Regions from separate parts of the Homo sapiens genome. Here region 2 is linked to region 1. Evidence: chromatin loops called from intact Hi-C (ENCODE). Cell type or tissue: PC-3. All regions are shown on one strand.

Region 1 (4,000 bases):
CCCTCGTTGTTCAAGGGTCAGCTATAAATGGCTTCTTTTTTTTTATTTTTTCAAATGGCAAGAGCCAGAATAAATGGCTCCTTTAATGAATAGGTACCACTGATACATTAATAACTATTCCTTTGTAGACAAGCATGGCTAAGTAGCTAACAAAAACTATTTCTCAATATCATGTTGTTTTCTGAAATTAAAAAGATTGAGTAGCCACTATGCTATAGGAAATTTTGAAAAAGGCAAAAGAGCTCACAATTTTAGGTTTTTAATACCATGATTTTACTTATTGACTGTTGTATTTACGGAAATGATTTTTGTAGCTCACATTTTTAAAAACTGTAAACCTAAAAATCGCCTAAACCAGTCCTTGTCTTAATGGACACAGACTGTGGCTTTTTCAGACAGTTTTTGCTGCATTGGACCTTGGAGCACACTCTCTTTGTGGAACTGGAGACTCTGAGGCCCAGGGAGGGCCAGCCGCCCCAACTAAGAGAGGAACCGGGGGCCATCCCCAGTGTCCTGATTCCTACTTGACTGCTTTCCCCACTGCCCCAGTAGAATTAATGAGGTTTTCTTGTACCCATTCCAGCAGGGAGAGGACCAGTTTCACGCATAATTCTTCATGACTGCCCATAGCATTTTAATTGCCTGTTATTGCGTCAAAATATTGTCCTCCTGACAGCTAAGATAATGTAAATAGAAAGCAAGAGGAGACAGAAAATTGAGGAAATTTGCAAGAAAATAAGAATGCCTTTGAAATACCTTAAAGACTGACTTAATATCATTTGAATAACCGTTTGATCTCTTGCATTGCCAGGTGTGATTATTTAGTGGGAGGTAGTGATTTCTTTAAGACAGACTCTATTTAGAATGAAGTTTCTCTCAGTTTTATGCAGCTTTGGAAAGAGCTCAAGATCCTGCTTGTCCACATTCCCACCGCTCCCCCTCCCCGCATTGAGTAAATGACTCCGCTTTGCTACTTTAGGGACACACCACATCGCATGAGACTTCTGACCCTTCTCATCTCCACATCTACAGATACTCTGGAGGCTTTATGTTAGATGGCAGAGTTACCCCAGATTCTGAAATCTTCCTGTTCATACACTTAGTAAAAGAAACAAAAAAGAAGTTAAAACTAGTAAAAGATGCACCAGCATTAGTCAGTCACAGGAAGGGACTTAACCTCTTTGAGAACGTGCAGCAAGGGAAGTTATCACAGAAGATTACAGTTCCACAGCTGTCATTTAATACCAGGAGGCAGTGGAGCAGTGCAAAATTTGGGGGAAAGTTTGACCCAATAATTTTATACTGAACCAAGTTATGTAGAAAGATAGTAGTATTCTAAAAAAAAAAAAAAAAAAAAAAAAAAAAAAATCCATGAACTCAAGGAAAGGCCCATGAGTCTTTCTTTAAAAAACTACTCAGTGACAAAATGCAGTGAGTCAAGGGATCAACGAAGTCAGTTCATTCATTCAGCAAATATTTATTGACTGCCTGTTACGTGCCAAACCCTGTTTGAGACACTGGGGATGTAACGATTCATTAGCTTACATTCTGATGAGAAATGGTGAAGTGAGTGGTCTGTTTAAATAAACAGCCAAGGCCAAGTAATTGTCAGGAATAATATTTCAGAAGGTAAATACAGTCATGCATCATTAGGCTCTTCCATCATTGTGCAAACATATATTTACAAAAACCTAAATGGTAGAACCCACGGCACACCTAGGCTATAAGGTGTAGCCTGTTACTCCTAGGCTACAAACCTCTACAGCATGGTACCATAGTGAGTACTAAAGGCAGTGTAAGACAATGGTAAGTATTTATGTATCTAAACATACCTAAGCATAGTAAATGTATAGTAAAAATACTGTATGAAAGGTAAAAAAAAATGGAGCTGTGTGCAGTGGCTCATGCCTGTAATCCCAGTACTTGGGAGGCTGAGGTGGGAAGATTACCTGAGGCCAGGAATTCAAAACCAGCCTGGGCGACATAGCAAGACCCTGCCTCTATAACAAACAAACCAAAAAGAAAGATAAAAAATGGTACACCCGGACAGGAACTTCACCATGCATGGAGCTTGCAGGACTACAGGTTGCTCTGGGTGAGTCAGTGAGCCATGGTGAGTGAATGTGAAGGTGTAGGGCATTACTATACACTGCTGTAGACTTTACAGACACTGTACACTCAAGCTACACTAAATCTGTAAGAACATTTTTTCTTCCGTAATAAATTAGCCTTACTTTTTCACTTTATAAACTTTTACATTTTGTTAACTTTTTGATTCTTTTGTTATGACGTTTACCTTAAAACAAATACATTGTACAACTGTACAAAAGGATTTTCTTTATATTCTTATTCTGTAAAGCTTTTTTCTATTTTTTATTTTTGTTTTATTTTATTTATTTTTTTCTTACTTTTTAAACTTTTTTGCTAAAACCAAAGACACAAATGCACACATTAGCCTAGGCCTACACAGGGTCAGGATCATCTGTATCAGAGTCTTCCACCTTCACATTTTGTCCCAGTGGAAGGTCTTCAAAGGCAGTAACACACAGAGCTGTCATCTCCTATGATAACAATGCCTTCTTCTGGATCCCTCCTGAAGGACCTGCCTGAGGATGTTTTACAGTCAACTGTTTTTAATAAGTAGAAGTAGTATATGCTAAAAAAAAAAAACAATTAAAATTATAGTACAGTAAATTCATAAACCAGTAACAGTCATTTATTATCATTATCAAGCACTCTGTACTATACATAATTGTATAGGCTGTGCTTCTATGTGACAGGCAGTGCAGTAGGTTTGTTGACACCAGCTTAAACACAAACACATGAGTAATGTGTTGTGCTGTGACTTTACCATGGCTACTATGTGATAGGAATTTTCCAGCTTCATTATAATCTTATGGGACCACTGTCATATATGCGGTCTCACCAAAACACTGTTATGCGACACTTGACTGTGTTATAAAACATGGGAATGCAAAAATATTCACAAAGCACATAGAATGAGGAGATTGGGATGACAAATTTTCTCATCTTATTTGGGAGCAGGAGATATATCTAAACATTAAGAAATAGAGGTTTTAGTGTATTATGTAAAATTTGAAAGAAAATTCTTAAAAAGCACTAAAAAGAAAGGGGATGCCAGAGTCTTGAAGAAAACAGTAAAGACTTAGAGTCCGCAAAGCAAAAGGCAAAGAACCAAAGCAAGCATCCAGAGCAGGACACATGAAATAAGACATAAAAGAAGATAAAACAAAACAGTCTCATAAGACCACCAAATTAGGCCACACACCTGCAATATCAATAAATACCAATGAGATAAATATCTACTACAGGAAAAAGACTCAGATTGTCCCCAAAATTAAACCCTGCTATGTACAACATAAAACAGCTGTTAGACAAAGACAGATCCTGTATTTCTAACTAAAAGAAAACTGGACTTGTAATAGAAATACTAGATAAGGTTGAGCTCAAGGCATATGGTATAAATGGCTGCAAAGAGAAGCTTTATAAGGACAGAATGTAAGTCCACAGTGAGGCCATAACAGGTCAGTCCCAGGCTCAAAATACCAGCATAAATGTATAAATGTCAGGAAGCGCCAGGAGAAACAGGGACTGTGACTCACCTCAGGAGTTCACAGCAGACCAGCAAGATGGAAAATCAGAGAAGCATGTGGAAGATTTAAATACTTTCTCCTTATTGTAGTTTTTAGCTGAAATGACACCTCCTCAGAGGGACCTTCCCTGACTACCCAATCTAAAGTAGCTTCCCCAGTCACTTTGTATCATACACCTTTTTAAGATCTCTGTAGCGCTCTGTTCCGCTGTTCTCTTATGGGTGTATTATGTTGTGTTTTGTTTTGTTATTTGGCCCAAATCCCTGTGAAGGAGGGACCCTGTTTGTTCTGGTGACTGCTGTAACCCCAGTGCCTAGAACAGTGCCTGGCAAACAAGTCGATCTTGAGTTCATAGTCATCTGAGTGCCTGCTAAATGGCAGGCACT
Region 2 (4,000 bases), 110 kb before region 1:
AAAAGATACTTGGCATCATTAGTTGTGGTGGTTAATATTAAGTGTCGACTTGATTGAATTGAAGGATGCAAAGTATTGTTTCTGGGTGTTGCCAGAGGAGATTAACACTTGAGTCAGTGGAATGGGAGAGGCAGACCCACCCTCAGACTGGGTAGGCACCATCCAGTTGGCTGCCAGTGTGGCTAGAAAAAGCAGGCAGAACAGAATAGAGAACCCAGAAATAAACCCAAAAATGTACAGCCAACTCATCTTCAACAAAGCAAACAAAAACATAAAGTGAGGAAAGACATCCTATCCAACAAATGGTGCTGGGATAATTGGCAAGCCACATGGGGGAGAATGAAACTGGATCCTCATCTCTCACCCTATACAAAAATCAACTCAAGATGGATCAAGGACTTAAATCTAAGACCTGAAACTATAAAAATTCTGGAAGATAACATTGGAAAAACCCTTCTAGACATTGGCTTAGGCAAAGAATTCATGACCAAGAACTCAAAAGCAAATGCAACAAGAACAAAGATAAATAGGTGGGACTTAATTAAACTAAAGAGCTCCTGCACAGTCAGCAGAGCAAACAAACAACCCACAGAGTGGGAGAAAATCTTCACAATCTATACCTTCAACAAAGGACTAATATCCGGAATCTACAAGGAGCTCAAACAAATTAGCAGGAAAAAAACAAACAGTCCCATCAAAAAGTGGGCTCAGGACATGAATAGACAATTCTCAAAAGAAGATATGCAAATGGCCAACAAACATATGAAAAACTGCTCAACATCACTAATGATCAGGGAAATGCAAATCAAAACCACAATGTGATACCACCTTACTCCTGCAAGAATGGCCATAATAAAAAAATAAAAATAAATAGATGTTGGCATGGATGCAGTGAAAAGGGAACACTTCTACACTGCTGATGGGAATGTAAACTAGTACAACCACTGTGGAAAACAGTGTGGAGATTCCTTAAAGAACTGAAAGTAGAACTACCATTTGACCAAGCAATCCCAGCAATCCCACTACTGGGTATCTACCCAGAGGAAAAGAAGTCATTATATAAAAAAGATACTTGCACATGCATGTTTATAGCAGCACAATTTGCAATTGCCAGGATATGGAACCAGCCCAAATGCCCATCAATCAATGAGTGGATAAAGAAAATGTTATATATATATATACACATACATACATATACACACACACATATATACATATATACATATATATGTACACATATATGTATGTATATATATGTACACATATATACATATATATATATATATATATATATATATATATATATATATATATATATATGATGGAATACTACTCAGCCATAAAAAGGAATGACTTAATGGCATTCACAGCAACCTGGATGGAACTGGAGACTATTATTCTAAGTGAAGTAACTCAGGAATGGATAACCAAACATCGTATGTTCTCACTCCAAAGTGGGAGCTAAGCTATGAGGATCCAAATGCATACGAATGATACAATGGACTTTGGGGACTTGGGGAAAAGGATGGGAGGGGGATGAGGGATAAAAAACTACAAATTGGGTTCAGCATATACTGCTCGGGTGATGGGTGCACAAAAATCTCACAAATCACCACTAAAGAACTTACTCATATAACCAAATACCACCTGTTCCCCAAAACCCTATGGAAATAAAAAATTTTTAAAAAGGAAAGCAGGCAGAAGAAGGTGGAATGAGCAGACTTGCTGAGTCTTCTGGCCTTCATCTTTCTCCCGTGCTGGGTGCTTCCTGCCCTCCAATATCAGACTCAAAGTTCTTCACCTTTTGGGCTCTTGGACTTACACCGTGGTTTGCCAGGGGCTCTCCAGTCTTCAGCCACAGAATGAAGGTCACATTTTTGGCTTCCCTACTTTTAAGGTTTAGGGATTCAGACTGAGCCACTACTGGCATTCTTGCTCCTCAGCTTGCAGATGGACTATCGTGGGACTTCACCTTGTGATGGTGTGAGTCAATTCTCCTTAATAAACTCCCTTTCATATATACATCTATCCTATTAATTCTGTCCCTCTAGAGAACCCTGACTAATATGTTAGTCATTAGAGAAACGCAAATCAAAACCACAATGAGATTCCAGTACACACACACAAGAATGGCTATAATCAAAAAGGCAGATAATAAAAAGTGTCTATGAGGATGTGGAGAAATAAGAACCCTCATATATTGCTGGTGGAAATAAAAAATGGTGCAGCCACTGTGAAAAACAGTTTGGCAGTTTCTCAGAAATGTAAGCAGAGTTACCATATGACCCAACAATTCCACTCCTAGATAAATATCCAAGAGAATTGGAAACATATGTCCACACAATAACTTATACACAAATGTTCACAGCAGCATTATTCATAATAGTCAAAAAATTGGAAATGACCCAAATGCCCATCAACTGTTGAATGGAAAAACAAAATGTGGTCTATCCACTTTTTTTGTCCATAAAAAGGAATAAAATTCTGATACATGTTACAACGTGGATGAAACTTTTAAAAACCCATTATTTTAAGTAAAAGAAGCCAGACACAGAAGACCACATATCGTATGATTCCATTTACATGAATTTTGCAGAATGGGCAAATCCATAGAGACCAAAAGTGGTTTCCAGAGACTGAGAGGGACAGAAAGTGTTCTGGAATTGGATAATGGTGATGGCTGCTCAACTTTGTGGATATATAAAGTATGCACACTTTAAAAGGGTAAATTTTATAGTATGTAAATTATAGCTCAATGTAGCTGTTATTTTTCTAAAAAATTAGTCTTCACCTTTAAGTAATTAAACAATTGATAAAAGTGATTACCATAGGTAGCTTTTACATATTTACATCTGTTATGAAAACACACACACACACACACACACACACACACAAATCAAGCAGTTGAATAGAATGAACTACCATTTTGACAGACTTCAACTATCTCCTCCCAGTGCAAATAACACAAGACATCAATGTTTTGGGCAAAGATAAAAACAGAAGTCATTTTCCTGTTGATACTATGCAGAGGAAGTAAAGTGATTGCTAGTAGTATCATGTTATCTTCATCCTTTCCAGCAGTGACCATCACATTGGACAGTGGACAGTGGACAGGTTGCTTATGGTGCCCAAGAGTCCGCACGGCCTGTTTATTTCTACCAGGCAGTCACCATAACCAACAAATTCCTGAGCTGGGCACGGTGGCACACACCTGTCTCCCAGCTAGTTGGGAGGATCGCTTGAGCCCAGGAGGTTGAGGTTGTAGTGAGCTATGATCGTGCCACTGCACTTGTGGGCAACAGAGGGAGACCTCATTTCTAACAACAAAATAAAGAACCAAGAAATTCCCAAAATAACAACTTAGGATCTGAAAAACTCATGGCATGTTGAGTACCCACATAACGTACCTAAAAACAAAAATAAAAAATAAAAAATCTCTAAACTTTTCATTATGGAAACTATCAAACTATCAAACATAAGTTGAGTGAACAGTAGAATGAATCCCAGTCTCAATAATTCTCAGCTGATAGCCAATCTGATTTCACCTTCCCCCATCTACCTCTGCTCCTCCATATAACATATAATCTTACCCATCAATATCTCAGTATGTACTTCTGAAAGAGGACTCTTTAAAAACACACACATGTCTGGGCATGGTAATCCCAGGCATGAGAGGCCGAGGCAGGTAGATTGCTTGAGCTCAGAAGTTTGAGACCAGCCTGGGTAACAGGGCAAAACTCTGTCTCTACAAAACATACAAAAATTATCCTGGTGTGGTGGCACACGCCTGTAATCCCAGCTACTCGGGAGGCTGAGGTGGGAGGATCACTTGAGCCTGGGAGACAGAGTTTGCAGTGAGCAGTGATCAAGCCACTGCACTCCAGCCTGGGTGGCAGCCTGAGACCCTGTCTCAAAAACAAAAAAACCCACACACATACAAAACATATTCAAGTTTCTCTTATTATCTTACAAACTTTAAAAAAAGTTTATATAATGTCCT

What was found. Hi-C counts contacts between places; a loop is a spot of excess contacts. Peaks named below come from ENCODE experiments on the same cell type or tissue, not always from the same donor. Only the 100,000 strongest peaks of a DNase experiment are listed, where the experiment ranks them.
Region 2: a loop joins it to region 1, with 6 times the contacts of the local background. A loop is called at or near these places in 1 of 110 quality-filtered maps.

What each region holds. Positions count from the first base shown.
Region 1 is chr9:131,984,368-131,988,367 of GRCh38, reverse strand. All of the region lies in intron 3 of MED27 (mediator complex subunit 27), which reads left to right. Among named protein-coding and RNA genes, the nearest start is that of MED27, 93 kb to the left of the region's middle. In PC-3, no CTCF peak of the experiment used is centred here; DNase peaks (open chromatin) are centred at 1,077, 1,527 and 2,077; H3K4me3 peaks cover 1,555 bases; H3K27ac peaks cover 4,000 bases.
Region 2 is chr9:132,092,742-132,096,741 of GRCh38, reverse strand. No RefSeq gene overlaps it. Among named protein-coding and RNA genes, the nearest start is that of MED27, 15 kb to the right of the region's middle. In PC-3, no CTCF peak of the experiment used is centred here; a DNase peak (open chromatin) is centred at 2,061; H3K27ac peaks cover 2,117 bases.